Regions from separate parts of the Homo sapiens genome. Here region 1 is linked to region 2. The links are chromatin loops, found by intact Hi-C in ENCODE. Cell type or tissue: ascending aorta. All regions are shown on one strand. Links, peaks and the distances in the headings refer to the core of each region. The heading gives the core; the rest is flanking DNA. Region 1 overlaps FOXP1 (forkhead box P1). Region 2 overlaps FOXP1 (forkhead box P1).

The links. Hi-C counts contacts between places; a loop is a spot of excess contacts. Peaks named below come from ENCODE experiments on the same cell type or tissue, not always from the same donor. Only the 100,000 strongest peaks of a DNase experiment are listed, where the experiment ranks them.
Region 1: it touches region 2 in a loop (2.5-fold over the local background); 3 of 110 quality-filtered maps call a loop at or near these places.

Annotation. Positions count from the first base shown.
Region 1 is chr3:71,156,131-71,172,429 of GRCh38, reverse strand. All of the region lies in intron 6 of FOXP1 (forkhead box P1), which reads left to right. Among named protein-coding and RNA genes, the nearest start is that of FOXP1-AS1, 130 kb to the left of the region's middle. RefSeq lists a silencer at 6,554-6,703 and an enhancer at 15,045-15,750. In ascending aorta, for the core only: no CTCF peak of the experiment used is centred there; DNase peaks (open chromatin) are centred at 8,019 and 8,655; H3K4me3 peaks cover 1,843 bases; H3K27ac peaks cover 2,500 bases.
Region 2 is chr3:71,216,693-71,232,991 of GRCh38, reverse strand. The region is part of intron 5 of FOXP1 (forkhead box P1); the gene reads left to right. Among named protein-coding and RNA genes, the nearest start is that of FOXP1-AS1, 65 kb to the left of the region's middle. RefSeq lists enhancers at 3,187-4,831, 6,025-6,525. In ascending aorta, for the core only: no CTCF peak of the experiment used is centred there; DNase peaks (open chromatin) are centred at 6,061, 6,580 and 6,851; H3K4me3 peaks cover 2,163 bases; H3K27ac peaks cover 2,500 bases.

The DNA.
Region 1 (16,299 bases), core at 6,505-9,004, 63 kb after region 2:
TTCATTTGCTTTACATTCTTTGAGACTCTCACATATTTTGAAACCCGATGGATTCCCTCGAGACCCTTCATGTTGTTGTAGGACTGCAGGGATTTAGTTCCTTGGGATTTCTGTTGAGTAATTCTGCACATAACCAACAGGGCATTAAAAAGCAGGCATATTCTATTTTTCCAAGATTTTTGTTCTTTTCCTTTAGTGTAATGTATCAGAAACTTTTCATTTTATAACAAAAGGCACTGTTTGTGAATTTTCTTGTATTAAAAAAAAAGTAATGGAGGACTACCCTCGAGCTTCCAGAAAACAAAAGCCACGATATCCATGATTAAGCAAAGGAGGCTACATGAGATTTGGCAGGAAGGATAGCAGGTTGGGTTGTTACTTATCAAAGGAATATTTGCTGTTGGCCTTAGTATAATAATGTTAATGAGATTATTAGGTGGGGGAGATTTTTAATAAATAATTGATAAGGATTAGAAAGTGCCTTTTCTGCAAATAAACTTCAGAATAATTAATATTCATGGACTCTGTTTGTCAACAGAAAAATGTAAATGAAGAGCCGGTCCCATCACCAGACACACGTCCTGAAGGACATCTGTAAGATAGGGTTAAAGATAGAAAAGGTGAATGCAGAGGCCTGGCCCAGACCCCAGCCCTGTGTGTCAATACAACTTTTCACGTTGTTACATACACATTTTCCAGTCTGTGTCTCCCTCTGAAAGAAACCCTGAAATTCAGGTTGCTAATAGATTGTTGGTTGCAAGTATGAAGGACAGAGGAGGTAAGAGAGGAGGCAACTTGCTAATGCAAAAGCAGTGTACTGAAAGTCACTTTTATTTCTTATTTATAATCTACATGCACACTCTGGATAATAGATGACACTGCTCATTCAGTACTTTAACTTCAAAGCAGAGAGAAGCCATGGATGACAGAGCCGGGAGCGGGAATACAAAGGTACTAACAACAAGAGGAAAAATGCCTGTTTACGGGATTGCATTTGTTAGCACGCTCTCTTCAGATATTGTTCCCCCAGGAATAGCGAAAATATGTGCAGCGCGAACAATGATTTAACATCTGAAAATGGTACTTAAAGAGTTTCTGTCTGGTAGTAATGTGATGGAGGCTTCTGAAGGGAACCTGGGGACTTCATTTCTTCTATTTATCTATATGTCTCTCTGGTTTTAGTGAGCGGTAATTGCATATTTAACCCCTCAAATAGCTTTAACCCTCACGATGCCAACTTTTTACCCTGTATAAAATGTACTTTTATCCCAGCAAAGGCAGACTCAGAAATTCCCTAGCCAAAAAATTATTTAAATTAAAAAAAAAAAAAAGTGAGTGTGTATTTGTATGAATGGATGGAAGGCTGGATGGATGGATGGCTGAAAAGAAGTTATAGCAGCATTTTGCAGTTAGTTTTAGGTGAAGAATCATGCCCGCCTTCCTGGTTTGGAAGAAGACCAGTTAAAGTACAGATATTATAAAGAGTGAAAACTCAAACAAAAAGAAGAAAAGAAAGACGGACTAAAACAACTGTGTTTTTATTTTGAATTCATTGTGGCTGGAGCTCAGAGAGGAAAGAGACGGCCCCATGGAAGGAAGTTGTAGATGGACGCTGAATCAAGAGTATAAATTTGCCGCATGCCTCAGCAATATGGTTTTCTCAATTAGTGGTCGTTCTGGGAGGCCTGCTTAACAGCTTATGCGAAACAAATATTAACACAAATTGTATAATTACATCAAAATCCCAAATTCCTCAAAGATGCAAAATGGTTTTCAGCTAAGAATACGCGAGCAATAAAACATCCTATAGTCAAAAGAAGCACACTCCAAGGAAACCATGAAGACTGGATCCGAGCGACTTTCACAGTTTATTTTCATGGTATTTAAATTATGATACCAGTGGGTATTTTTAATTAGTGTGCACTTGTCTACATAAGCCATGTTGGCAAATTTGACTCATTCATACAGTAGTTGCTGTAAAAGAGGCCAGCACAGCCTGCAGGAATTAAAATTAAAAGTTTCTGCAAGCTGTTGTCGACATGACCATATCTCATTAACTTTAAAAATGGAGATTATTTGCCTGAAAGCTTGATTTGACTAGCAGTAATCAAATATTAGGCTCAACGGAGTGAGGGCGTGGGGGGAGCGTCATTGTTGTGATATATACCGCTAAGTGTTTTGCAGTTCACTTTAAATAGCAATATAAGATTTTTGTTTTGACAAAAGGGATAGGAAAGAGAAACACAGACATATGGCCTTGAAAGTATTATTAGGACAGTTTTATTTTAGATTAAGACTCATTATTTACTAAGTTTGCTGAAGATAAATACGATTGTGCTGATTACCAGTTCTCCTCTCATTAAGCAGGCTGATTAATTATCTGGAGTAGCTCCCCCTGCTTGATCAAAGTTTAAGTATTGGAAATGGGGCCTATCTCGTGATTATCTTTTCTTTTTTCAATGCTAATTGGCATGAAACTTAAATTTGTACATTCGATTCATCCCATCGTTTTAACTAAATATGATGGAGGTTGCAAAATTGTGCGTAAAATGAACCAAAATAGAAGAGCCTTCTTCTTATCTACTCTTTAAATAGCTTGTTATTTGAATTACATATCTGAGCAAAAAATCTTTTTTTTTTTTTTTTGCCAGTAATTTTTTAGCCAGTAATTAAGGAGCCTAATGTTGAAAACCTAAAGTAACTGAAATATGGTAGACATGGGCTCATTTTAGACCCTGTTTTATATTTTCTCAGGCACAAAAGAACATTTCTAATGCATCAGGATAAACTATAAGATGAAGATACATTTGCGGGGGGCGGTGGGGGAGGAAGGAAAGATAAAAGGTGCAGTTAAACAAAAGCCAGAAGATAAAGTCTTACACCTTTTTATGTCTTTGAACTGAGAACATGCTCTGCATTTTACTAAAGGAACATGAGGCTAGAATGTAAGTAACTGGTTTTTGCATTAGGCTCTCCCTGGAGGTAGCAGAAAAATATCATGTCCCTGCATGAAATGTGAATGTGAAATCTACCAGAAAGAAATATTTATGACCATTTTATGCTTGATTAGGCTTGGATGACATCTGTTAGAAGACAGGGACTGGACAAAGAGAGAGACGCTCGGGGGCAAATGTTAACGGAGTTGTTTAGAAGACGCTAGGGCAGAGGCGTCCATTTACTGCCAGGCAAAACACAGGAATTGTGTTAGCAAGAGTGCAGCTGACAGGCGTCCACTGTGATGGAGACACTGTAAACTGACTCGATGAAATAGTCAAATACAGCTGTTGATAGTCACGGCACCACCTCAGTTTATGAGCAGGTATCTATGCTTAACCCTGATCCAGTAACTTCCAGGATGCTGGCACCTTAATCAAGTTACATAAATGTGACTCAGCTGTAAAAAGAGCTCATCTTCACTTTTTCAAGTGAGTTTTACGCTCTCCTCCCATGCGGGCTCAGCAGCACTGAGAAACTCTTCTCTATTTCTCTGTGAAAGGAGAAGTAATTAAATCGCAAAGTTACCTCTGTACCCATCTATAACCTGTCTCTTTCCTTATCTTAAGTTTCCCCTGTTTAAAAAAAGAAAAATCTAGGCCCCTTGGTTCTATAGAAGTACTTCATCACTTTAAACAGTGCAAATGTTTGCCTAAAAACGGGGGAAAAAAGTTTTCCAGCACTGGCAAACATTTTATCAATTGTTAAACATTTCACTGTTCAAGTAAGTGCTGTTTGTCTGAAGAAATGGCTCTACCAAGAGTGGAGGTATGAGCAGTTATTTCATTCTGGTTCTTTTCCCAGCTTCTTTTCCTGTAAATTTTCTGTCTGGAATGCTGATGGGAAATGTTATTTTGTTTTTGTTTGCAGCAGTTCTGTTGTTTTGATTTTGTCTGAGTGGTATGGAAAACAGTACGTCACTTAGAGTGGGTGTTTTGTCTACCGGCCATTTGGCCATTGCACATATATTTCTCATACTTATTACATGATGACAAGGGAACCGACAAGGCACAATTTTCCAGTTGAATTTTTCTTTCCAGTTTAATAATAGTGAAAAAAGAAAACAAAGTTAATAGATTTAGCAGTTTGATGGTACTCATGATGTGATAGCTGACTTTGTTTTGTTTTTTTTTTCTTTTAAACTCATTCCTTGTGGTTAAGGAGGTATTTAGGTAAAGGTCAGATTAATGCATACATCAGTTTCTATAATAAACTGTATGTGGTTACAGTGTTTCACATTTTGCATAGAGTTGCGAAATTCGGTAATTTAAGCAGGAAAATTCATAAAAGGATAATAAACAATTTTAACGTCATTCCTATGATTAGCCTGGGGTACTCTTGCCCTGGTTTTAGGCCACATGTAACAAACCTCTATCAATAAATGCGTCTTAATTAAAATTATTTGAAATGAAATTTGGATGAAAACCCAGCATACAAATCTCAAAGAATAACTTAAGGCTGTTTACTGGCTCAGTTTGGACATGCTTTATCTGAAATCATTCTCAGCATTTGCAATGTTAAGGAACATATTGCAGGAGTGTAGAAGTTAGCTCTACAAGTAAGTAATTTTTAGTGTAATACAAAAATATAAAATGGAAACCACGATTAATTTTTCAGTTTCTCTCTGCAGGTATCTAATCATTGTACCCATGGACCGCCAGAGGCTCCCATTAAAGATTTAAAATGCAAGAGGAAGGTAGAATCCAAAAGATGGGATTTGGGATTAAATAATGTAAAATAACTGCAGGGCAGTAATGAAGTGAAAGCTATTGGTGCAGTAAGACATCCTCTTAAGACTTTCTTGGGATCCACTTAAAATATTGACACTGACACACAGTGTCAGAGATTTGATATAAATAAAATTATTTGTAACTGATTAAGTTCTAAAACCATGTTTTTCATCTTTCCGACATTAGCTTTCACCAAATAATAATAATCAATAATAATAACAACATCAACAAGAAACTATCAGAAAAGCTCTCTGAAAATTCACACGTGCTCTCTTACGCTTTAAATACTGCCCTGTTATTAAAGGATTTTGCCTGCAATGTTATACTAATGTATGTTGCTTCTTCCTTGAGGATTTTAGTTATAGATGGGGAAACGCAATGGTTGGGGGTCACCTGTATATGTCCAGAGTGATTTTCTTCAAATCAAGGGAACTTTTATAATCTGAAAGAAAGGGACATCACCGCCTTCGTATATAAAAGCTGTCAGTGCGGTCCAGCCGGGCTTCTCCAGGCTCTGCTGTACTGTCTTTATCACTTTGCTCAGTTCCACATAATAACATCTTCATCTGAGATTGCTGTGGCACAGGGGAACTGCATTTGTTGATCAAATTTGGCTGGATAACACTGTGATCTCGTATCCTGAAGTGCGGAGATGTGCCTGGAATATGTAAGTGCAAAGCTGGCCTCTTGATTGATTGATTCTGCCTGTCACAGAACAAGATAACCGGATCAGTAAATACCCTGTGCACTTCAACATCATCTCCACAATCAAAAGTGAGGGCATTACGGGGCTGGAAAAACACTGGAGCATGATGGGAATGCACACAATTCAGAAGGATCGTCAAGAACATATATATGTAGACACACACACAGAGAAAATAAAATTCTTTGTGTGTGTTTTTGTTTTTGCTTTTTGTTTTTTTAAGAAAAGGACAGCATTAAAAAAGTATTTTCTGTGTGTTTAGAATGCTTTCTGGTTGTAAAAGTAGTTTATTTTGCAGCAGTCATCTTGGAGGTGTTCAGCATTTATCATAAAAAGTTGTTATTCAAGTTTTGTTTACAGAAGAGATTTAGAATGCAGATTAGGGAAACAGAGCTGGAGAAGAGGCCAGTAGTGGTCTCAAGCACAAAAGGAGCTTGCACCCAAGAGTTGCTCCTATTAAAATAAACAAGAAGTTTAAACAGATGGGCCAAACACATGTAAACAAGTTGTTTAAACTTTTTACTAAATTCCCAGGGAGTGCCTTTCAAAATTAGCATGGGTTGCCAAATTTGGTGTTTAATTACACAGAAAGTTCAAGAAAAGTTTAAAGAATGGAACTGCGTGAATCTTTGGAAGATGGGGGCCGTAACAGGTTTCCAGGTGTCATTAATGATTCATGGCTCTGTGATGGTCACGCTAGCGGCTCTTGTCACCCCCCACTTGCTTGTGTTCCTCTCATGTACTTGTCTTTTCCTCTCATAAGACTGTAAGCTCCTTGAAGGCAAGGGCTGCCTTTTCTTCCTGTGTCTGTGCCCCCATTTTCCTGGAAGACTCCCTGCACATACTACACAGAAAATGGCAAGTGGGCCAAGGAGGCGCTAAGTATTGGGCTGTCTTCTTAAGTGTTTCTCAGAGTGATTGTTACTTCCCAAGATATTATTGGTCACCAGAATTTGGCTAATGTTTTAACCTGGAGTCATTCTTTTGGGGAACTTGTTTTCTTAATGTCAAGCAATCCAGTGAGAATGTTTAGCCTTCTGTCTTCATACAAAGTGAAAGATTGAGTTCAGTTGCTCAAACGTGGTGCTTCTGTTACCACCAGCAACACAGTTACTTGATGATCACGTTGCTTCTCATTCTACAACCTGGACTGGTGGCTGATGGAGCCTGTTGCCTGCCTCACCTATGAATTTTGCACAGACCTCCAAGTGGTTCGTGGCATGCCATGTGGCATTCTGGTTGTCTCGGATGCCTCTGGGTGGGTGATGTCTAGACCATTCTGGCCATATTTTTTCTTTTTTTGTTTTGTTTGGCTTAAATCGACACCTGTCCCCCTCCTAGTTTGCCTCCATGGACCACATGGCAAATTTAAGGCAAGGCAAGGTGGGGTTTAGAACCAGCCATTAAGACAAGAAACTTCTGTCTTCGAAGAAATTTCTCCCATGGAAGGAAGGTATACATTAGTTAAAACAAACATTTCAATAGAAATTTTTATATAGCGAAACCAGCTCTCACACCTAAGAAAAAATTATTACCACTTTTGAAATGTCTGGTTAGTCCTTTGTGACTGACTTGTTTTTTATTCGAAATGATTAAAAATGCCTTTTGGCAGAATTGGTCTCCTTAATTTTTTGAATATAAAGAAAGCTTAAATGAGGTAAACGTTCATTAAACACAAAAACATTCGTGAGCTGCTGATGATTTTAGAGAAGTCATTCTGGGAAACAGGTTTTGATTTTTTTTTTTTTTTTTTTTACAAAAAAATAGCTTTCAATTTGGTAAAAGCTATTCCTAGTAACGTTTTATAAAATCATCTTCTTTTCAGGGTGTGTTTTATTTCCTTTCCATCCCTTTCAGGAAAGAGAAAGTGTTTTATTGGATATTTTTGTTTCAGTCCTTGTTTCCATTATTTTTGCCAAAATTCATGGGAGTTCACTTTCCGTTTAAATGCCTGAAATATTCCTTGAAGAATCTACATTTTGGGATAGCTAGGAAAAAGGCTATGTAAATTTGTTTAAGGGCTATGTAAATTGGTTTAAGGAAGAAAATAACAGTTGTAACTCTGGTCATCTTAACTACTCTCTTTTTTCTTTATAACTTTGGAGGCAAATAATTTCAAGTATAATGCGCTGGAATGTAGGAAGAGGGGGGACATTGGATTTGAAGTTCAAAGAAAGTTTGCTGTTGGTTGTATGATAAAACATTTCTTAGTTTCCGAATGAAGGGAGAAAGTAAGCTTTATTCATTGAAAAAATGGTCAATAGATTTATTATAAGAAAACATAAAACAGGTCTCTAAAAAATGTGTACACGTGAAGAGATTAGCTACAAGATTTTGGTGAAAATAATCTTTCCCCTTTTGTGAATAGACTTTCTATAAAAATGTATTAGTCTCTGGGAATTAATATTGGGAAGTTTCTGTTCAAATTCCATTCACTGTTTCTAGCAATGTGTTTTCTCCTTTGGAGCCAACTGTGCTTTCATTACTTTAAATAGAGCAGTCGGGACCGGGCGCTGTGCCTCACGCCTATAATCCCAGCACTTTGCGAGGCCGAGGCGGGCAGATCACGAGGTCAGGAGATCGAGACCATCCTGGCTAACATGGTGAAAACCTGTCTCCACTAAAAATACAAAAAATTCTCCGGGCGTGGTGGCGGGCGCCTGTAGTCCCAGCTACTCCGGAGGCTGAGGCAGGAGAATGGCATGAACCCGGGAGGCGGAGCTTGCAGTGAGCCGAGATTGCGCCACTGCACTCCAGCCTGGGCGACTGAGCAAGACTCTGTTTCAAAAAAAAATAAAAAATAAAAATAAATAAATAAGTACAGCAGTCTAAGTTGTAGGTAGCATCCATGTTTATTTCTAGCCCTAACATGGAAGAGAAACCATCTGATTATATAGGCTACTCATTACTTTGGAACCAACTCTGTTTCTTTATTTGGGGATTGGACTGATGGCATGGGATTGAGCTTTCGTCTGTGCAGAATTTTACAGACAGACTCATGTTCTGCCAGGCAGACATTCAGCCCTTGATCTTCTCACAGTCGCCATTGTGAAGGAGAGCAAGCCCTTTCTCCACACTCTCTGTGGACTACTTTCTAACTTTTCTATTGTCATGGGAGAAAAATTTAAAAAACTGATTAAAAGGGGGCAAGTGCATGGCTTCTATGAAAACTCTACCGCTCTAAACTGTGGGACTGCTTGAAACTGTTTGTTTTGGCTGGCCTCGGTGGCAAGACTGACATATTTATGTAGCAAGCTCACATGTAATATTTAACTTGGAATTTTACACATAGGAATGATGAACTAAACAGAATATAAGGTTTTGTTGTTGTTGTTGTTTCCCTGCTTGTTCTGAAATGTGAGAAAATATCGAGTTGACAAGTTTCAACATGGTCACCTCTTGCTTGGCCAGCACGATTCATAATTAGCCAAATTCCTTGATAATGCTGCAGAGATTGGGCACTGAGCAGCCGCCACGTTTGCTATGCAAGAGAGTTAATAAAATTTTTCAGTGCTGGAGGAAAGCTTATATACAGTAGTCTGTTTGTCCTGTGTTTCCACCACCTGAGTCACAGCCAAAAAAGCAATTGTCTACTACATATTTCAAACAGATGCTGAGGGGTAGAAAGGGTGACCAGAATTCACAGCAATAAAATCCCGCTCTCTAAGTTCCCTTGAAGGAAGTGAACTCATAAAATTTTTGCTGCTGACTTATTTGTCCACTCCTTTGAAGTATTTAACATTAATTTCACCTATAAATCATTGGCACCTCAATTTTTCATTGAAGTATCAGGACTGTTAAAGACATACCCTGGATGTGCCTGGAAAAAAAGATTTGGGAAGCAGATCCACTAATTTAACTGTTATTCACGTGCATCGTTTTGGTTGAAACCAATCCTAGTTACCGTCAAAGTTCTCTAACTCAAAGTCCGTTTTCTTTCTAGTTTGTATTTGTTTGTGCATATAATTACAGAAAACACATTTTAGATGGAACACCAGCTTGCTTTTTTCAGTTTCTTTCTGTTGCATTGATACATCTTCTAATGGGGAAAGACATATGATGGTACTTGGAAAAATGATGACAGCCGTAACTGGAATAATAAATGCTACCGGGAAGATTTTATCAAATGTAAAAAATAAAAATGAAGAGATCAGCCTTCAACTCAAGTACCCAGTAGCTAGACTATCAGTAGACAAGGTCTCCTACCTCATTAATCTGTGGGCTTTGATTAATTAACATATGTGGATAAAGGGGTACTATGTTCCAAAGGAAGCTTTTTGGGTTCTTTTTCCACATGTTGGCAAGTAACAATGGGTGGGGCTTCACCAGACACCTGCCCCTGTCTAAGTTTCTGTGCCTCCTGTCTCTATCAGTTTGACTTTTGCCACTGAATGTAAGTTCCAATAAGGTGGGGACCTTGTTTATGACGTTCTCTGCTATATCCTTGGTGCTTGACAAATAGTAGGAACCCAATAGATATTGGATTGGAATGGGCAGTTATTCAAAAAGTCTTAACCATCTTAACATTGGATGTCTTAATGGTACTGGCTCCCCCTTCAGTCAGAATAAAACTTCTAAAAGGATCATATGGACAATGCTTATATCAGTAGAGATGTATGAACAAAGGCTGTGGGAAGCAGTGGTTAATCAGAATTCTGGGCTAGTATTTAGTTGCATTTGTCCTAGTATTTTGGCCAGGTTTCAGTTAGCTAAGCATCTCTTATACCCTGTAATTTAGTATATGGTTTCAGCTCTCCAAATAATGGCTTGCTAATGGTAAATGCTGTTTAACTTTCTAATTCAGAGGAGCTACCTGTTCAGCAGAATTTTAAAAAATTGTAAGTGATGATTGAAACCAGGTTAAAAAGCACTTAAGGTACATCTGGCTGTATGCTTGGTGTCTACTTCGATTGGCCTGTGGCTATCATTATTCTTTTTGACTCTGCACATAAACTGCGGGTAGGGATTTTTCCTCAATTGGTCCAGAACTGAAACTTATCTATACTAAGGGAGCTTTTCCCTTTTGGGTGAATAATGCATCCTTCTTTTAGTTGCTGTGATGTGGAATGTTGGCTCAGTTTCTCTCCAGTGCCTTCAGTTATAGGTGCTCATCACTGTTGATTTTTATCTATGTAGTGGTTCTTGTGACTTCCCCATTCCCTCTAAGGACATCTGAATGTGTTGTTAAGTGATGCTAAAATTATAACCACTTAACAGATCTCTGTATCCACTGTTTTTGTTCATCCCACTCATCAAAATTTGGTTATTCTCTGTAAAGCACAACTCTGATGGCATCATTGTCTTGCTCCCTGTTTCTTAGGAAATTGAGCTTAAATTCTCTTGCTTGACATGCAGGGAATCAGGTGGATTAAAAGTGGCCACACATTCTTTTCCATTCCTTTCTTCAAGAGGTAGAGTCTAAGTGCCTTCTCACATTTACTCTGGGCAGCTGCGCTTTTCACTTGCTTTGGGCAGTAGAATGCAGTGGAAGTGACACTGTGCCAGTTCCAAGCCTGGTGGCTTTCTCTTTGTTCTGTAGGAACATGCTTGCCACTGCTGTGTCAGGAAGCTTGGGCCAAATGGCTGAATGATGAGAGGTCACGTGGAGAGAGAGGAGGGAGGATGAGAAAGAGAAAGAGACAGACAGGAAGAACTGAAGTACCCACATCTTGGAGGCCCAGATGAGCTACCAGCTGAATGCAGCTGCATAAATTACCCCAACCAAAGAATCGCCTAGCTGAGCCCAGCCAATCCCCAGAATTTTGAGAAAAAACAAATTGTTATTTTAAGCCTTCTGCGTTTTAGGATAGTTTGTTACAAAGGAATAGGGAACTGAAGCGGGAACCTTGGAAAGCAAGCCTCAATTTATCCTCCCATTCTTATTCTACATTTTCTTAGACCTTCTAAAATGTCAGGCACGTGTGACTCAGAAACCCACAAAAATGATTAGTGCTTCTCTTTGCTTATGCTATATCTTACTCCTAGAATATGTTTATACTCTATGCTTTGTACCTGGGAAATTCCTTAAGTTCAGTCACTCCCGTCTTTGGTCTTTCCTAAGGCCCCCATGACTCAGTGACTTCTGACCTCTCTCAGGCTTCTGTAGTTCAATCTACATTGGTATGAGGTTGGGGGAAAGATGATCATTAACTATTTGAGCAAGTAACATTCTCTGTGGAGGCCTTCGTTTCTACATTTGTATTAATTATCTGGCTGATTTTTCAAGTCTCAGCCTTCAGTATTCTAGAACAGATGCCCAATAAAATGCTGTGCATTGGTCATGGAATTGTTGATTTATCTGTGCAGTCCCATGAGGTAACCACTAGCCAATGTAGCTATGGAGCACCTGAAATGTGAGTGCAACTGAGGAACTGACTTCTTTATTCTTATTTAATTGTAATTAATTAATTTAAATAGCCACATGTGGCTAGTTGCTACCATTTGGGGTAGTAGGGTTTTAGAATTCTCTGGAACTCAAGTGGAAATATCTGTTTTCACTTAACGCCAACAGTGGTTTATCACTTGATTTTCACAAGATTATCAGCATTTGCTCTTCAGGATCACTTTTCAGGACCACAGATAAACAACCCAGTGGCCAAAGTTTTCCCAGTACCTGACCAGCTCCCTCTTACCTTAAATTTTCTCTTGCATTTAGAATCCTCACCTCCACCTAGAGCCAATGCTGAGACCAGTTATCTCTAGGAGTGTAAATCATCCTTTACCTTTGACCACAGCCCAAACAGAGACCAACAGGCTAGTGTGGAGTTGCAGTGTTTTACAAAACCCCAATAGGCCCAAGTTGGGGAAAAAAAAAAGAAATACATACACGGCAGTGTCAATTGAAAACCAGCCGGGTGGCAAGAACAGCGTGGTGAGGATGGAGCTGCCTTCGGCCCTTTGGTTGATTGGGACACAGTGGAGATACTGCGAAATTACCTTTTTTATTGGTTCTTGAGCCTTCTGCAGTAAATGCCTCTTCTTGAAGGAAGTGAACAGAATCCTTGTGTTCAGCTTGAATTTAGCACATGTGCATGACAGTTCTACACTTAATCTGTAATTCAGCAGAATCAGGACCTGTGGCTGTCTTACATTTGGGCTAATTTTTCTTATGAGCGTAACTGTGTTAATTAGTTCTTCTTTTGCTTATGTTTATTGTCATAAAAAATCAGTGGAAAAGTTGCATCCATTTTATTGTGTTATAAAGTATTATCATTGATAAACCCATTGTGTGTGGATCTTCCTAGATCTTGATTTTTTTTAAACCTCTTGTAAGGTAGGAAATGGAATATTAGTAAAGCCTTCCTGCATTTATGAACCAAAAGTTGAAATATCATAGAAAGGACTGCTGAAGGTCAGTTGGTCTCAACTCCACCTCACTGTACCCAGTAAGGGCTATTTATAATCAAAGAGAATGGGTTATTTGTGTAAAAAGCTCTCCAGGAAGAGAAATTCGCCAGCCTCCCTTGATGAAGCTGGGTCCGGTCAAGGAACTTACTCTTGAATCTTACTCAATTCACTTGCTAGCTCTCTTTCTTCTGCTGCAATTTAAGGCAATTTCCTCTGTCCTCTCTTGTTATAGAAAATAACTTGTTGGCATCTCCTTTGTAATAACCTGTCATATACTTGAAGGCAGTTATTAAGTCACCCCTTAGCCTTCTCTTTTTCAGGCTAAACCATCATAACCCTTTTAACCTTTCCTCGGAGGCTCCATTTTCCATCCTCTTAATCATTTTACTTGCCCTTCTCTGGATTCTCTCCAATCTTTTACAGTTTTCTAAAAACGTGAAATCAGGAAGCAGGTCCTTTATACATTACTCTCAGTTTCTGCTGATTTTCATGCGTTGTTTTTCTTTTAATTTTGAAGTACTTTTCAACTTTTTTTTTTTTTTTTTTTTTTTGAGATAGGGTTCCGCCCTGTCACCTAAGCTGAAGTGCAGTGTTGCAATCATGGCTTACTGCACCTCGACCTCCTGGGCTCCAGGGATTCTCCTACCTCAGCCTCCAGAGTATTTGGGACCAAAGGCATGCGCCATCTTGCCCAGATCATTTTTGTATTGTTTGTAGAGGTAGGGGTCTCCCTATGTTGTCCAGGCTGGTCTCGAACTCCTGGGCTCAAGTGATGACCCACCTTGGCCCCCCAAAGTGCTGGGATTACAGGCATGAGCCACCTTGCTTGGCCCTTTTCAACTGTTTATTTCCACATTCAAGCCAACCTTTGACAACGTAACATATCAGGATTTGTGATCACCATTTACCTTTTTTTTTTTTTTTTTTTGGTCTGTGGGCTGAAAGAGAATTCCAGAGGTCAAATGACTTTACCTTTCAGTCTGTGTTTATCTGTATGTTAATTTGGAGTCCTTTTAGTTTACTTCTGTTATGTTATTTACATGAAGACTTTCTCTGTTGCCTGTACCATATATGAAAAGTTTTAGAGCAGAGCATTCAGCAGACAGTGAAAAGGGAACATGCTTTGATTACTGAGCTCTCATTGGTTTCATGATCCCTGCTCACCCCTGCCTAAATGGCAGTGTCTTTGTCATCCATACCTTAGGATGAGTGCCTCAGAGGGACAGCTCAGGGGCCTCCTAACTTTGTCTGCAACTTGTCTTTCCCTTTCTGCAGGTAAGTGGGTAACATTCCCTGGGCACTATTTATTATATCATCTACTTGTGTCTTCTAACAAGCTCAGGCTCTGCAGTTACCACTTTTATTTATTGATCTACTACCTGACTTCTCCCCTTCAGGCACTCACTCACTCTTTCTGTCTCTCTTCTGTCTTTCTTTTTTCTTTCTTTCCCTTTCTTTCTTTCCCTCCCTCCTTCCCTCCTTCCTTCCTTCCCTGCCTCCCTCCCTCCTTCCCTGCCTCCCTCCCTCCCTCCCTCCCTCCCTCCCTCCCTTCCTTCCTTCCTTCCTTCCTTCTTTCGTCTTACCCTCCCACCCAGGCTGGAGTGCAGTGGTGCAATCTTGGCTCACTGTAACCTCTGCCCTCCAAGCTCAAGCGATCCTCCCGCCTCAGCCTCCCCAGTAGCTGGGACTACAGGCACACACCACCACACCAGGCTAATTTTTGTATCTTCTGATAGAGATGAGGTTTCACCATGTTGGCCTGGCTGGTCTCAAACTCCTGACCTGAGGTGACCTGCTTGCCTCAGCCTCCCAGAGTGCTGGGATTATAGGCATGAGCCACTACTCCTGGCCTCCCTCCACACTTTAGAATAGAAGCTTCATGAGGACAGGCACCTTGACTAGCTTCTTAGCCCAACTTTGTATCACTAGCCTCTAACTAGCAAAGATTTCTTCATGAAAGGCCAGAAAAGAAGTGAAGGAACAACCTGGTATCAGAAGATTTACATACTTAATGCTGTGGGTTCACAGTGTGACATTTGGCAGTACACTGGATATTACTGGCATTCCTTTCCTCTCCTATTTAATCAATAGGTTAAAGGATGTGTTCTAAAAGTTATATAAATCTCTACAACTCTTCACCTTTACAACCATATTCAGATTTAATGATTTGACTTTAATTTTCACCTTTTTGTGGGGCAGGTATGTCGGTAACATTCCAATTTGTATTTAAGAGTCATTTCAGGAGTAAACTTTTTCACACTGCCTTATCTTTTTAATATTTTGGTGTGATTTTGTTCTTGGATCCAAAAGACTATTTTTAAAAAGGCATTCCAAATTTGGAGGCATTCAAGATTGAGAAGTCCTTTCTGTGTTATTCTCTCCTCCATCCCCTCCCTCTCCTGAACCTTCTCAGCAGTCTCTTTTCGTTCTGTGTTCCAACACTCCAAAAACATGTTTGAAAATCTATACCTGTTTGGTTGTCCTATCAACATTCTCCTGGTGGTTTGCCGCCAAGGTTAGATCCAGACCTGAAGCCACTTGATTTAATTAACCTGAGGTGGCATCATCTGCTTTGCTTCTCTGCATTGGAAGTGTATGCTCCTCCACTCTCTTGTGCTTTTCCTGTACCCTCTGAACCAGGCAGTCTTTCTTTTTACTAGGCCTTGAAACTGGCTTTTCTTTAGTCACCTCGTGGTCAGGACATGCACTGTTCACCAGCTTTTCAGTCCTGATTAGCCAGCCTGGCCCAGTGTGGCAGGCAGGACCAATGGTTGCCCAGGTGTGCTGGACCTGAGCAGCCTAGGAGGCCCACCTTCCTTCCTTTTATCTCCTGGACTCCTTGCTGTGTATGGAAGCATGTCAGAATCATAGAGATTTTGTCTTCTTTTTTGCCCATTTCAAAAATTCTAGATGTCCAACTAGCCTTTGGGCACTAAAATCAAGTTCCTTTGGATGATGTTGAATTACCACTCATGCTATGGCCTCTGCCCATTAGAAAAGAGCTTATCCTCTGTTTTCCCCTGCACCATTCCAAGCCCAAATTCTGGCAGGACCCTGAACTCTCCAGGCTTCTGACACCTCTGTGCCTTTGCAAATGCTAGCCTCATTCTGCAAAATACCTTTCTCTTTGCTCACTCTTTTCCCCCCCTCCCAGGCTCATTTAAATTCTTTCATTTTTGGAAAGGCTTTCCCCTCTCCTCCTGTTTGGTGCACCCCTCCATTGAAGCACAAATGCTGCTGGGTTGTAGTTAATGGCTGAATTAAGGCCTTTGAGGCTGGCAATGTTGTATTTACCTCTCTGTGTTCAGTGCTAGATGCTGAGTAGGTGCTGAGTGCATGATGAAAGAAAGTGATACAGGGAAGAAGGTAAGAGAGCAGGAATGAGGAAGAGGACCCATCCTTCATTCCCAGAGCCATGCATCATGGGATCCCCAGGTTACTCACCTTCTCTTGAAAACTTTCACCCCCCCTCCCCCTGGAGCTGGTTCCCTTTTCCTTGTGATGCTTTGCTCTGAAAGATCACTC
Region 2 (16,299 bases), core at 4,554-7,053:
TATTATTAGTAGTAGTAGTAGTAGTAGTCGTGGTGGTGGTGGTGGTGGTAGTAGTATTGTAGAGAACCACTGCACCTGGTCCCCATTTTTCTTGCTTTTTTTTTTTTTTTTTTTGAGACAGAGTTTTGCTCTGTGGCACGATCTCAGCTCGTTATAACTTCCATTGCCAGGGCTCAAGAGATCTTCCCTCTTCATCCCAAGTAGCTGGGACTACAAGTGTGCATCACTGCAATTGGCTAAATTTTTTGTATTTTTGGTAGACACAGGGTTTTACCGTGTTGCCCAGACTGGTCTCGAACTCCTGAACTCAAGGGATCCTCCCACCTCCACCTCCCAAAGTGTTGGGATTACAGGCATGAGCCACCACACCCAGCCCTGACCCTATCTTCTTTTTGTTTTTTTTGTCGGAGTTTCTATTCTCTGTTTCATTTTTTGAGATCTATGGATGTGAATAAGCTTCCTGCCGTAAAGAAGACATCATTATTTATTTCTGTAGCTTTTGTGTACTACCATGGAGATGACATGGAGCATCAGTTGAGGGGTCCTGTAGAGTGACAGCTAGCAGATGGGTAGAATAACTATTATTAGTGCTGCTTCTCCTCTCTGTCAGTTCTCATAGCAGACATTGCTAATTGATCACAGTACTTTTTCTCAGCAAGCCTGACTGTGGCCTATGAATCTTCCTCTCAAGGAGTGCCAGCCACTGATAATCGATAGCACTTGACTGAAATGTATTTCCCCTCCCTTCTCTAATTGTTGTGATTTACTACATGTGAAATTGGCTGATGAGATATTATTAATAAATAGTGGCACATCTTTTATTTTGATACTATCAGATTCTTTTTATATTATCTCAGTTTGCTAAGCCACCTAGCCCCTTCCAAATGAGCTTTTTAAACACATGCTCTTTCTTCAGATGTGACCTGACAAGAGAGACAGACAACCCCCAGAAATCCCTTTCAGGTGACGATGCTGAAATAGGCCAAGTACCAGTTCTTCTTTGAGCTGTATAACTCTTTCTTAGGTACATAATTCTTTGCACATGCAATTGAAGGATCACCCAGGAAATGGATGTGGCCTTCCTACAGGAGATAACGTTGAAGTATGAACTCTTTGCCCTTTGGCAAATTGCCTGTTCCCCTCGTTCTAAATTTCTAGGAATCTAGGTCCTGACACCCTACATTCTTTGATATCTCCATAGACCATAATCTAGTTGAATCTACCAGAATTATTTATGCACCATAATGAAAAAGAAAAATAGGGAGGCTTTTTCTATTCACTCATCTTTCATCGTTATTTTAACTTATATTTCCCTGGAATTTTTCTGTCTTAACTTTATAGTTTAAAAATGTTGCCTGATAAACAGTGCTTGTAGTCCATTTATGTTTTTTGCCTAATGCATGGAAATTTGAAGTGTCCAGAATTCATAGTTTCTCCAAAATAACCACTGAGTCAACAAGTTGGTGTTGTGTATTTTTCCCCTCTTTGGACATTTATAATAAATTATAGTAATTCTCTCTTGAAAGATTAGAAAATCTCTCCTATTTTTTTTTCCTATAAGGTAGCTATAGGTGGATTGGTTCTGTCTTATTTGTAGCATCAGAATTCATGTTTTTTGATTCATTGTATTTATAAGGTAAAAAGGAGAATCAGTTCACTTTGTTTCTCTTGAATGCAAAACAAGAAGGAAGCATGTTTGCAGGTGCTATCATGTCTCAACATCACTGTGCTTATGTTTAGTTATTTTTTGAGTTTTAAAGCCTACATCTTCATCTTTCCTTGTCAGGATGTATAAAATTGATTCATGGTTCATTTAAGTAAAGAAGCTATTTTAAACCAAATTGTCCTCATTGAAAGAAAAGGGGACTTTTGCTGTCAGCTGCAGAAACATGATTTTTCACCAAAATGATCTGTTACTTAACAAAAAAAGTAGATTTGCAAACTTGCTTTTTTCCCCTTCTTATGATTAAAGAGCGGAGGGAAAAACAAGTATCTGGATAGTCAGACTCTACTGGAATTTTTTCCCGTTCTCTGGCAAGCCTGTCTTACTTGTAGGTGTATCTCAAATGGAACAGAATGTGTGAAAGCCATTTAAATGATTATTTGATAACTTAATAAAGGAAAATGCTTCAAGCCACCACCCCCCTCCTACAGTTGATAAGTGATGCCACCTACTGTGAAAATATTTTACAAAACACTTTCGTTTTGGAATCAGTATCAAATAGTAATTTTAAAATAAAACATGTGTAGAGTTTTCTCTTGGCTCTTCCCAGTTTTGAGAATTCACAGTGAGCCCTGTACTCTTGAGTTTATGCACCAATCTTTCTTTCTTCCCCGAGTATTACTTTACTCACAGGTTTGGCTTAGCAGACTTTAGATGTTGGTTTTTAGCTACGGATTAACTACTAATATATTTGTGCTTAATTATTCTTTTTTGGATGGTAGTTGCACTTTGCACTTTAAAATACTATCTGTTTACTGTCATAGGTAAAGGAGATGCATTTAACCCCCTCCTGTTCCTTTGTTTCCAGGTAGAGGAGGGTTTTAAAGACTTTAATCATTCATGGGCATTGAACACACAGTACTACCTCTGAGGGCAGTTTTGTCTGCCCAAGGCATTCTGCTATGTAAGTAGAGGCTTCTTGGCACCAGAAGTCAGGAGCACCACATGCCCTTAGAATTTCACTGCATTTGTTCTATGAGAAATTGGTTCAAAGAACAGCAGTTTTTAAAGAAAGCGATCCATTTGAAAAGCTACACAGTTTGCTTGGCATCTCTGAACACTTCACAGCCGCACAGTGACGCTCTTGTAAGCCTGCGGCCTTTGCAAGGTTTTGTTTTGTCTTTTTCTCCTTTATCCCCCACCCACCCCTCCCCAGTGGTGTCTGCTTTGGCTGCTGGTATCTTTTCCTGCAGCCCTGCTGTTTGGCACACCTTGTAGAACTTGAGGCTGCCTTAGGAGCTCTAATTGTGAGTAGCAAGTTTCCAGGGAGTCCTGGAGGTTGCAGCGCCACTGAGATAATCTGAGCTTGACAGAAGTGGCACAATTATCCCTAAGTCCTAGATGAAGCAGTAACCCTCAAGGAGGATACTCGAGTGGCCGTGGAGCTTTCCAGAACTGAACAGAATGGGCTCCTCTGTCAGTGCAGATTAGCTCTTGTTGTTGTTGTTGTTTACTAGACAGTGGGTACCTTAAGGAGATGGTACGGAGAACCCATTGTAGCTGATCCAACTTCCGGCGTTTATTTTATTTTTTTTTAAATTTCAAAGCTCCATTCTTGACATTGACTAGAAAACAGCTGAAAGAAAGAGACACGGCCCATTTGCATATTCTACAAGGATAGTGTGGAGCCTGTATGATGAAATCTGAATAAATACGTGGATTTTGAGAACCCTTTTTTTCCCTGACAGTATTCAACATTAAGTATATACTTAAGCAGTAATGACTCTGAAGCTATGCTTTGCATTCATGAACACACTCCATAGGGTTACGCTTCAAGCACTAGGTGAAGCCAAGATTTTCTGAATTATGTTTCATTGGGGAATTTTTACCTTTTTTTCCTGTTTATGACAGTCATTTCATCTGGTTTTATAATGAGGTCAGGAACAGGTGAATGTAAAATAATACTAGTAAGCTGAGTGATTTCTGTGTTAATGATTAGGCTATTTTTTAAATTAAAAAGTTCTGGTATTTGAAACATGCTCAGTACTTTAAGTACACTTACTAGTAATTAATCAGAATGAAAGATTTTAATGTTCTCTGATTATGTACAAATCATTATGGCTACCTGTCTGCAAGAAGTCAGGAGAAACTGGTATCTCGGCTAAAACTGGGGGAAAAACTGGTGTCGTCTTTGCTTATTTTTCCCATTCTCCCAGTAAATACAAAGCATTAGCATTTGTATAATATAGGGGTGTACTTAACTCTTTCCCCTTAAAAGGCCAACTTTCCCCCTTTATAAAATACAGGTCTGCTCATTAAACCAATAACCTTTAAAAAATGAGACATCAAAAAAAAAAAAAACAACCAACAGTAAAAGCATTTTACTAGGAAACCCTCTTAGAGCACATTTTAAACATCTTTTGTGTTTCCACATATCAAGCTACTTTATGGACTTTTGCTGTGGCATTGCCCTTCAACGAGAAAGCTTTTTCCATTTTGTACCATAAAGAATATTATTTTTCTGCCAGCCAATTTTCTCTGTTAGTCACTAATTGGCTACATAAATCTCGGGTGTTGAGAATGAGGAATGTTTCAGTGTCATAGAGTGTAATCTTCACCCTTATTTACCAATTCATTAAGATTCATTGATGCAGGATCGGTGAGAGGAAATGACAACATAAATCAGACCTCCAACATAATGACCCTAATCAGTTGGGAATTGCTGGAAATGTCATGATGAACTATGTCCTTGTGTTAGTGCCACTGTACATTGTCATTGCGCTGCTTTATGAGTGGGACGCATCTTCCTGACACTGACTGTATTTAACGAAAAAAGAGTTGTTAAAAACCTGATTCCATTAAAGCTATGAGATCCATACAAGGTCCTGTGGTGTTTAGCCTTGTGCCCTTTACCTTCATTGTAACTGCTTAATGGAGCTGCAGTTTAATGCACATTTAGAGTACACCTGAGTAAAAACTCCACAGGAAAAAAAAAAAAGCAGGTTGATTTATGGCTTGTCATGTCTTTATTTAACCCAATAATTTCGGTGCGTATAGAGAATTGAAAACAGTAAGTTCTCCACTTAGGTACCAAATCTCTTGTCACTAAACTGAGGAAGCATCCCAGTGACCTAGAACTCCCTAAATATCCTCTCTTTCCGTGATGTGTTGGATTCAAACCTCAGTCTCCACAGGTTTGCTGATGGTAACTGCTGGTCATTCCTAGAATAATGTGTCAATTCAAAATTAGCAATATAATTTGACAGGGGCTTCTGCAAAGAGGTTTCTGGACACCTCCCCCGCCCCCCACCCGCCCCACCATGATATTGATTTGATTCCACCACATTCTTGGAATTGGTTACTGGAAGATCGGGAGCTGCATAGTCATACACATTCTTCGATTTAATATAGTTATTCATTTTAGCTGTAATGAATTAATCTGGCAACAGTTTTGGACTAGCCCAGAAGGCACTCCTCCTTCCTCTTTACTTACTGCTTATTAAAATCTTGCCGATGAATAGCAGGTAAATACGTTTCAGGATGTGAAGATTGAAAATTGTCACTTTATACTCCTTTGACTGTTTTTTTTTTTTTTTAAAAACATTGAGCATGATGGTAACCATTTTTTAATCTCAAAACAAATCTTTAATCTATGGTATAAGGCTGAGAAAGACCTGTAAGAGAACAAGACAAGTTTACTTAATCTTGACAGCCCTGGGTGTAATCTCACTCTGCTTGTGACAAGTCAGACTGTAAGATTTATAACTCCTTAATCAAATGTCTAGAAGTCTCAGGAAATGTTATCATAGGACTTCCTTTCACATGACTTACTGAGAACTCAATAGACCGTTAGATAAGCTCTAGACTAAGCTGGACCTTAGAATAATTTCAAATTGACTAATAGTTTTCTGGGGGGTTTCTTTGGCGGGAGAGTGTTTTCAATTTGTTTTGACAAGTGTATGTTTACAGACTCATTATATCAGAGGGCTCTGTTGCTTCCAATAGGAAGACACGGTAATTTTTGATGCCCTGTGGTCGTGGTCTTCACGTAAACGCTATTTGTGTTCCGAATCTTAGAGTTGTGTGGGAAGGGGATCCGAGGAGACATGAGGATCATAAAAGCTGCCCGATGTCACCATGGTCGCGTGCCTGTGGGGCTGTAAAGGCAGACTTAGACAAGAGCAGGGGACTGCAGTGGGCTCTGAGCCACTGTGTGTCAGTGGAAGGATGACTAAGAGTGTGAGAACCACTGCATCGCTAGAACCGCACCAGCCTTCTCATGTGGTCCAGGAGGCCCGGCACCGCCATTACCACGAAGACCAAAATGACTCTCCCCACCCACAGCCAAACCAGAGTCGTCCTGTGCGCTCTGCCCTGTCATCAGAGGGGACTGTCAGCTGCCGTCTGACATCCTGCGTGCTTTGGCTCTTACCCCAGTCTGACCAGTGTGACTGTACAGGATCCCTCTTCTTGGCCGGTGAACAGCGCACTTAGTGCCCTTGCAGGGAGCCTGAGAACGAGCAAGGTAGTGCGTGCGGGGAGTGAGCAAAAGAGAGACTCAGCGAGACAGGATGTGAGATGGAGGTGGAGAGCAAGACTGCGAGAGGAAAATGACAAGCAGAGAGAAAGGGATACTAAGAGGAAGATGGCAAACTGAAAGGGAAAGAGACTGTGTGACAGGGTGAGACAGAGTGAAAGAGATTGAGCCAGAATGAGATGCAGAAGGGGGTAGGGAGGGAGTGAGAGGGAGAGAGACAGGAGAGAGAGAGAGAGAGAGAGAACCCCGGGAAGCAATAGGGACCCCCAGAGTAGACCCTGCCATCACTTGTGCCTGGAAGAGGCTCTTGCATAGGTGACGGGCATTTTCAGGATGGCTGCCGGGTGGAGTTGAGCAGTGAGGCTGGCAGGAGTCACATCTGGGCCTGAGGCAAGTAGCCCAAACTGAAAAGGCAATGCTCTGATGTCAGCCTCATCCATCTAGGCTTAGAACAAGGATCTGTACTTTGAAGAATCCCAGCCTCCCCTGCAAGAAAGAGCCCAAGATTGTTACCATTTCAGACCTCAAGAGCCAAAGCAAGACACACCAGTTCCTAACCAGAGGGACTTGAGTTAGCTCTAGGAAATGGGAAGATTCAATTGATGTAATTTCAACTTCTTTTCCTCAGAGGCGTCCAGCAGCACAGGCTGCCAAAAAAGTGCCCATGCCCTTGATGTCTAAGCAAAGTGACTGTAAAAATAGAAGTAGTGTCTCAGAAGTTTTTTCTCTGCCCCTGTCTCTCCTGAATCTGAACCAGGCTGTTTAAAACTTGGCATCACTCAGCTTGCAAAGCTACCATTTGTTTCTAGAAAGTGAAAGTTTTTTTTGGTAAGCCCTCTGAAACTCAGTGTTGCCTAAATATCTGAAGACATGATTTTTCTCAGTCCGTCTTGGGCCCCCGTGCCCAGTCTCTCTTTGCTGCACCCGTTCTTCCTCTGCACTAATATGTCCTCATATCCAGCTCCTTTCCATAGATGTGATTGGGTTTCTGTTCATGTCTCCACTGTTCAAAAGATTTGTTTCCTCCACCATTAGTATTTGAGGGAGAACTCCCAAAACCTAGGGAGGGGAAAGCAAGTGGGCAGAGAACTAGAAATGAGATGAGAAAAATCGCTAGCTATTTCTGGCAAGGAAAAACATCTTTACAGTAACAGGAGTGTTTAACAGACAGACAAAATACCTTCAAAATATGCAAATCTCTGTTTATCTTACAGAATTCTACAGGGAACAAATCCGTAGCATTAGCAATTATGACAGCTCAGAAATTTTTTTCCTTCCTCGTCATAATTATAAACATCAGTATCGCTTAGAGCTTCACGTTAAAATGTTTTTCTCCTACTTCTTTTAAGAGTTATTTGTTTAACATGCTTTTATTATCCTAGATGATGTGATTTGGGAAGAAAGTATTAATTCTCTTATCAGCTCTGTTTCCTTTCCAGTTGTTCAGAGAATTGAGCTACACTAGTAGTTTATGAAGTAAGAGGTATTAAATAGAGAGCTCACTGCTGATCAGATTGAGCCACTTCTGAACTGTGGCTATCCAGGCAAAGGGGATTGACAGCTTAGCATTTATGCCGCAAATGTGTTGGAATAACATGGCAACAGAATCACAGGCATCTTTACTTCTCTCACACTGCCGCCTCCCAGCTAGTGCCTTTGTATCATTGAAATTTTTGAGAAACAAGATGCCTTAACTCCTTATCCAATGTTGCTTGTTCAGTCTGGCTTTGTGAATATTGTTCCTTGAGTGTGGTTTTGAAGGTGGCTGTGTTTTATTGCAGGTATTGTATAGGTCATGTATATTCTATCATTCATTCATCCACTTAGGCACTCATTCACTCATTCAAAATATTGACTGTGATGTGCCAAGTCCTGGCAGATTTGGGTACCGTTGTAGCTGAGTATTTCTAATTCTCTTAAACACATTGCCTACATTATCATGTTAGAATAATGTCAAATATAACCTTGTCACAACAACCAGTCTGTCGGGTGTCCTTGGCCTACAGTGCTAATCTGTGATTATTTTCTAATTTGATGCTGGCAACTCACATAGAACCACTGGGTGAGGGGATGGTTCTGTCCCATCTGGTCATTGATTTGTTTATTCAACAAATGTCCACCTACTATGTGTCACTGTGCTGGGTGCTGGGCCCTCTCCCTTTGACTTGCTGGATAATTTTAGAAGCTTGTCCAGTCTCACTGGTTTTTTGCTGTGTATGTTTTCTGAGACACTTCCAGTCCTCCGTTTGATCACAGCTTCCCATCTCTGCCTCTTGCCCATCACTTGTGCGGATTGTACTTAATCACTGTCCTGTATCCACATCCCTCCACACCCAGCAGAGAGTCCATAAGTAGCCATTTCAGTAGTACCCTCTATACCATCTCTCCCTCCCTTATCCCTTCTTCTGCCACTGCAGTGGCTCTCGCAACCCCCAACTCCATCTACGATCACATCTACTCTTCTTCCTAAGGGAATGAGTATGGCTGGTAGCTCTCCCAAAACCATGCTGAGTCCCTGTATGCAGTTCTGCATCCTAGACGTAACTGAGCAATCCCTCATGGGCTCATCAATCCCAGTGTTTATGGTTTTAGAGTCCTCTCATTCACTACAGTGATGATCCTAGAACTTGACCACCACCCTTGAGCCTCTGCTATATCCTCACCAGATTTCAGCAGATGATTTGATTCTTCTTTTACTATACAGATGGTACAACTCGTTAATCTTAATTCCTCTAAATTCAGAATCTCCAACTTCTTCTTCTTTGATCACCTCCTTAGTCTATGAGGAGGAAGAAATTAGCAACTCACTGACCAGCTGCCATACTAGGGAGCGTGATTATCCAAGCCTAGACTCTCCATCCTTCCATTGCCCATGAGCTATCCACCTATCCATCCATCCAGCAAACTTCTGCTGAGTGACTCCTAAGTATCCAGTACTATTAGGCTTTACTGAAGCAGTAATGGGGTACTCCTGGCCTGAGCGGAGAGCCATCTGGTCACTATCATATTGCAATGAACCTGACCTTTGGTCAGCATAAAAATAAAATGCATCTCGAGTACTTTAGAATGAAATATTTTCTTTTTTTTTTTTTTTTTTTGAGACGTAGTCTCGCTCTGTCACCAGGCCGGAGTGCGGTGGTGCAATCTCTACTCACTGCAAGCTCCGTCTCCTGGGTTCAGGCCATTCTCCTGCCTCAGTCTCCCGAGTAGCTGGGACTACAGGCGTCTGCCATTACACTCGGCTAATTTTTTGTATTTTTAGTAGAGACTGGGTTTCATCATATTAGCCAGGATGGTCTCGATCTCCTGACCTTGTGATCCACCCACCTTAGCCTCCCAAAGTGCTGGGATTACAGGCATGAGCCACCGCACCCGGCTAGAATGAAATATTTTCTTTTTAAAGGTAATATTTGAACTGGGTTTGAAAGCATTCATAGGAATTCAGGTCAATGTAGGAAAAAAGTGCCTCCAAGAGGAGGAGAATAGCATAATGTAGGTATGAAAGAGTAAGGTATGTTTGGAAAACAGCAACTAACTAGGAAAAGTGCTGGGTTCGTGGAGGAGGAAGCAGGAAAGAAGTCTGGGAAATTATACAGGAGACCTGTTATTCCATTCAAAGGAGTTGAGACTCTTTTTAGAATGGGGGAGCTTGGGGAGCTTTCCTGGCAAGGGAGTGACTTGATCAGAATGGTTTTTGTTTTTAATGGTGTTTGTGGTTCAGCTGAAGGTTCTTTGAGGATTTCAGGAGAAAGATGATGACAGCTGGATGATCGTAGTGGTGATGAAAAGAAAGGGGAAAAATTTATTCAATATATAAGATTAAGAATTGCCAGGTCCTGATGAAAGACTGAACATCAAAGGAGTTGACAGTGACCTTTCCCTGATCAGGCAAAGTAGCAGGTTGGAGGAAAGAATGTTGAGTTTGGGAGCCTGATGAACTTAAGTGGTAGAAATAATCGGTAAAGGAGAGAAGGGCTTGTTGGGGATCCAATCTGTGATCATCAATGAGTAGGCAAAGGTGAAGTATATGTGGAGGGCAAGGGGACCTTGAGGAACACCAACAGCGAATGGGTTGGGGAAGACAGTGAAGTATTTGAAAAAGACCAAGGCTTTGGGAGGCCAAGGCAGGCAGATAACCTGAGGTCAGGAGTTCGAGACTAGCCTGGCCAACATGGTGAAACCCCATCTCTACGAAACATACAAAAGGTAGCCAGGCGTGGTGGCGGGCACCTGTAATCCCAGCTACTCTGGAGGCTAAGGCATGAGAATTGCTTGAACCTGAGAGGCAGAGGTTGCAGTGAGCTGAGATCGCGCCACTGCACTCCAGCCTGGGCGACAGAGCGAGACTCCATCTCAAAAAAATAAAAATAAAAATAAAAATACCAAGGGAGTGAAGGGTTTTTGAATCAGGCTGAGCACCAGAGGATGTGCTATCAGGGAAGCCATGGAAGAATTTTCAAAGTGGCCTCCATGTCAGGTGTGACAGACACCCTCTGGTCTCTTGGGCTTGGCAGTGTTACCAGGTGTGTCCAGGGACCGCCAGCGTGTTGTGAATGCTGCCTCCAGGGTTCCGCCCCAGCCCCTCTCATGGATCTGGGTGAAGGACTTGGGTTTTTGTTTGTTTGTTTGTTTGTTTTTTTGATACGGAATCTCGCTCTGGCACCAGGCTGGAGTGCAGTGTCGCAATCTCGGCTCACTGCAACCTTCACCTCCCGGGTTCAAGCGATTCTCTTGCCTCAGCCTCCTGAGTAGCTGGGACTACTGGCGCACGCCACCATGCCCAGGTAATTTTTGTATTTTTAGTAGAGACAGGGTTTTACCGTGTTGGCCAGGATGGTCTCGATCTCTTCACCTCGTGATCCGCCTGCCTCGGCCTCCCAAAGTGCTAGGATTACAGGTGTGAACCACTGCACCCGGACGAAGGACTTTGTTCTGATTGGCTTCAGAGTTGAGGAACTACTGTCCTAGCCATAAGCATTGAGTCTGCAACGCAGAGTTGTAAGTAAGAGGTAGAAACATAGAGACAGGACCCTTCCAAAAAGCTTAGCTGCATGGAGGAAAGAGGTTGCAGGATGGGAACTAGAGGGATAGAAGAGTAACCCAGAATAGTTTTGGTCTGAGTGCCTTGAGTATATTTATATATAGACTAAAATGCGGGAGGCGGTAGAGATGCGGTAGAGAGAAGGAGGTTGGTGCTGGAAGAATATAAGCCTGGAAGACACAGGTTTCAGAGTGAATGTAGAAAGTGAACAGCCTCTTATTTTCAGAAGGAAAGAAGGGAGGGCAGAAGGATGAAGGTATTTGATGTTGGATGGGGGATCTCCCTTTTGCTTCGCCATCTTCGTATCATCCTCCACTTCTCTAAGCCACTTGAAACCATTAGCCACCTCTTCCTTCTTTGAAACTCCCTTCTAAGTCTTCTGTCACTCTCCAAGACTCTACCCTGGAATGTGCCTCTAGAACAGTGGACCCCAACATTTTTGGCACCAAGGACCAGTTTCGTGGAAGACAATTTTTCTGACCAGGAGAGGGGAAGAGTTGGGGATGATTAAGGAGCAAGCAACCTAGATCCCTCTCATGCACGTTTCACAATAGGGTTCCTGCTCCTATGAGAATCTAATGCAGCTGCTGATCCAACAGGAGGCGGAGCTCAGGCGGTGATGCCCACTCACCTGCTGCTCACCTCCTGCTTTACCGACCGGTTCCTAACAGGCCCCAGACCCTTGGGGAGCTGGGGACCCCGCTCTAAAATGTAGTGGGTGGAGATTGGATGAGTTTGATGCTCATATTTTTGTCTGCTAGCTTTATATATGTGTGTCTAAGTCTAAGTATTCTTGGCCTACAGGTTTTCTTCTTTAAAAGAAAAAAAAAAGAGGATTAATATGTACCTCACAAAGTAGTTGTGAGGACCAGAACTTAGTAAATGTTATTCTTCCTGTTTCCTAAGTACAGGAATTACCTATGGTTTGTTCTGAGGACCCTTCTTTTCTCCTCATAATCTTTTATTTTATTTTATTTTATTTTATTTTATTTTATTTTGAGACAGGGTCTCACTCAGTCACCCAGGTTGGATCGCAGTGGTGCGATCTCGGCTCACTGCAACCTCCACCTCCCAGGCTCAGGTGATCCTCCCACCTCAGCCTCCCAAGTAGTTGGGACTACAGGCGTGCACTGCCACACCTGGCTAATTTTTTTTTTGTATTTTTGATAGAGACAGAGTTTTGCTATGTTGCCCAGGGTGATCTCAAACTCCTAAGCTCAGGCGATCCACCTGCTTCAGCCTCCCAAAGTGCAGAGATTACAGGCGTAAGCCAGGGTGCTGGCCCTCCCCTCACCATCTGACTCATTCCCTTTCAAGTGTCACCTCTGTGTTGATGCCTCCCTGCTAGCTTTTGTTTTCATTTCTGCTTTACTCTGAAAGTGGCCTGTTCCCTCACTTGGCCATTCTCACAAAAGCGTCACTTGGGCTGAGAAATGTCATTCATGTTGCCTCAGTTCCTATAATCAGTTACCAGGTCTTTCATTCTAGCTGTATAATATTTCATTCATTCATTCATTCATTCACTCGTCTGACATTAAATTATTTATCAAACTGCCTGGTATCCTGTTAGGGGCAAGACATGATCCCTAGCTTACAGGTAAACATTCAGAAAACTAGAATGTAGTATAATGATTACTCTGCAAGAGTTTAGTATAAAACTTGATGGGGCTCTTCCAGATCTGGTGGTGGAGGTGGTCTGCAAAAACTTTCATGGCTAGAGGTGAGTTGTGAGGTTCAGTAGGAATCAGCCCCACCAGGGTTCATGGTGGAGGCGGAGAGGTAGAGACAGAAAGGCCTTGGAGTACTCTGCATGCCTGAGAAGCAGCTGGTTGTTAAGTGTGGCTACAGTGTAGATAGATAGGGTGGAAACAGGAGAGAGAGAGAGTGGGGAGAGCACTGCAGGGGCAGGTAGGCCAGATCCTGAAGTGTGTGCTGCACGCAGCACTGCACAGTAGAAATAAAAGGAGAGCCACACAAGGAATTTTAAATTTTCTGGTAACTGGATTCAAAAAAGTAAAAAGAATAAGATACAAATTATAGTATTATTCTATTTAATCCAACTTGCCCAAAATATAATTTCAGCTTGTAATCAGTATTAAAAATATATGAAAGACACATTTTTCATTTTCTTCTTTCATACTAAGTTTTTGAAAAATCATCTCAATTCAGACATTAAAATTTCATTGGAAATACTTGATCTGTATTTCGATTTCATAAAACTTACGGTTAAAAGAAGAGATTCACATACCCAAGTTGTTCAAGACATACTTAAACATTTTCTGATGACTGAATTAGGTATTGGTTTTTAAATTTAAATAAACTTTCATGAAAATCACACATTTATTAAAAATTTAGTCCTATATTCACTCTAGCCACATTTCAAGTGCTCAGTAGCCACATGTGGCCAGTGGTTTTTCTGTTGGACAGAACAGGCCTGGAGGATATAGGCCTTATAGAGACCCAGGATTTAAATCAAGTGAGGTCACATGATCAGATGGGCTATGGCATGGCCAGACTAGGAGTTGCATTTGTTCACATTCAGAGTTACAAAGTGATGAGGGCATGTGATGAGGGCATGCTCCCAGGCAAGGGTATGGAGAGGCAGGTAATATTTAAATAGGAGGTAGTGTGGGTGGGAATTGGTAAGATGGGAAATAAAAGAGAAGGAAGATTATTAGATAATTCCTTATTTGGAATAGGATTCTTTCCCTGAAAACCCAGGAATAGGAGCTAGCTTGATTTCAGAGCTTGGAGAAATAAATAATTTCAGTTTGAGGCAAAATTTGTGGCTCTTTTAGGACATCAAAGTGGAAGTGGCCAGAAGGTTGTAGGAACAAGGGACTGCAGCTCTGAGAAGATATTTTGGTTGGGGAAAATAATTCAGGAATCACCAGGATACAGGCATGAGTTGAAGCCACAGAAACGTTAAGGACTTCCAGGGATAGTGCTTGAGAGTAGGGGCCCCACAAACTACAGTTCTATGCGCTGAATCCAGCTGTCGCCTGTTTTGTAAATAAAGTTTTATTGGAACAGTTGGAAAACAGCCACACCCGTTTGTTTACAGATGGGCTGGGTTATATTTGCTCCACAACAGCAGCGCTAAGTAGCTGGGACAGAGAGCATCTGGCCTGCAAAGCTGAAAATATTTTACTGTACAACACCACAGAAAAAGTTTGCAGACCCCTGCTTTAAGAGTTTTGCAGCACTGAGGCCTTAACTTTAGACAAGATGCAATATTGAAGAATGAGCAGAGGAAGGGGATGCTCATTAAAAAGAATGAGAAGGAGCCATCAGAGATAGCGCCAGAGAACCAGGAATGAGGAGGACAACCTGGAGGCAAACAGAAGAGAGATTTTCTTTTTCAAGAGAAATGATATGAATGACAGTGTCTTGTGTCATCAAAGTTTAAGTAAGGTAAGGGTTGAAAACTCTCTTTTGAATTTAGCACCTGGAAACTCATTGGAGTTACCATCACTATCAGTTACTTACCTTCATTAAATTTGTACATACATGGAGACCTATTACATCATATTCTAAATTCCTAAAGTTTGTGAGTTCACGGGAAATGAGGAAAGGGAAGAGGTGGGACTTTGGAGAGCTGTTTTAAGGAGACGTGAACACACCCAGGTGCAGTGCTATGCAAGTTTCCCCATTCAGTGTGATGGACTCAAGTCACCTCCGCTCATTAGTAATATGATAGGGACAGTTTCAGCAAAGAGGTGAGGCAGAAGCGAGCTTGCAGAGGTGGAGCCAGGGGAGGGGAGGATGTCGACACAATGAAGTGTAGTCCTTTCAGGCAGCTGGCAATCCCAGGGAGAGACACTCGAGGTTGAGAAGATGATTTTATGATTGGCGAACCTACTTGTTGGAGGGAGAAGTAGAGTTTGGAGAGATGAGTGTTCGATGAGCAGGGCACTCTGGAAGCAGGGAGAAGTGGATGAAAGTGTCCTAATTTGTCCCTCATTCTCTCTGCTTTGGCCCCATCCTGAGTACTTCTATCAGATTTCACTTCCTGTAAAGCTCATTTCATCCCAGCCCTTCCCTGCTCTCTGCTAATGTAGGGTTCCAACTCCAGTCTTCTCTGTCAAGCTTGGCCACTTCTTTTCTCCTATTTGCTTGCCTGCCCCAGCCCATCTCTCTCTTCTCCACTCCCAGCCTCTTGAAATATACTACTCTACTCAAATGTCTGGGCATCACCTAAGTCTTGGCTAACCTGACCTATAATAGGTGCTCAGTTTGGTAGTATTTATGAAGTAGAAACAGAAGCAAAAAAAATCACAAATCATTAAAGTTTTAAGGAACATAATAAATTTACTTCTGAACAAGAAGTAGAACTCATTGCTTTGATCCCTAAATAAAAAAAAAGAACAAAATCCTAGGCTGGGCACAGTGGCTCACACCTGTAATCCTAGCACTTTGCGAGGCCAAGGCGGGTGGATCACTTGAGGTTAGGAGTTCCAGACCAACCAGGCCAACATGATGAAACCCCATCTCTACTAAAAATACAAAACTTAGCTGGGCGTGGTGGCACATGCCTGTAATCCCAGCTATTCGGGAGGCTGAAGCAGGAGAATCCCCTGAACCTGGGAGGCGGAGGTTGCAGTGAGCCGAGGTCATGCCATTGCACTCCAGCCTGGGTGACAGAATGAGACTCCATCTCAAAAAATAATAATACATTAAAGCATAAAATAAAATAAAAATAAAAATAGAACAAATTCTTTTAGAAGTGTTCTCTGTCACAGCACTCTTGATGCGTGGACCAGGTAATTTTTACTGTAGGGGCTCTGCTGTGCATTGTAGGATGTCCGACAGCATCCCCAGCCTCTCCCCACCAGATTCCAGTGGCACAAGCCCCCTCCTCCAGGTGTGACAACCAAAATGGTCCTCAGCCATTGCCAAATGTCCCCTGGTGGGGGAGGGACAATTAACCATCAGTTGAGAACGACTGCTGTAGAAGGACAGATTGTTAGGCAGATATTTTTCCCTGATTTTTTTTTTAATTCCTGGTGTATCCTTTTCCCTCATACTTTGCATTTTTAATTGTTGGACCCAAAGGAA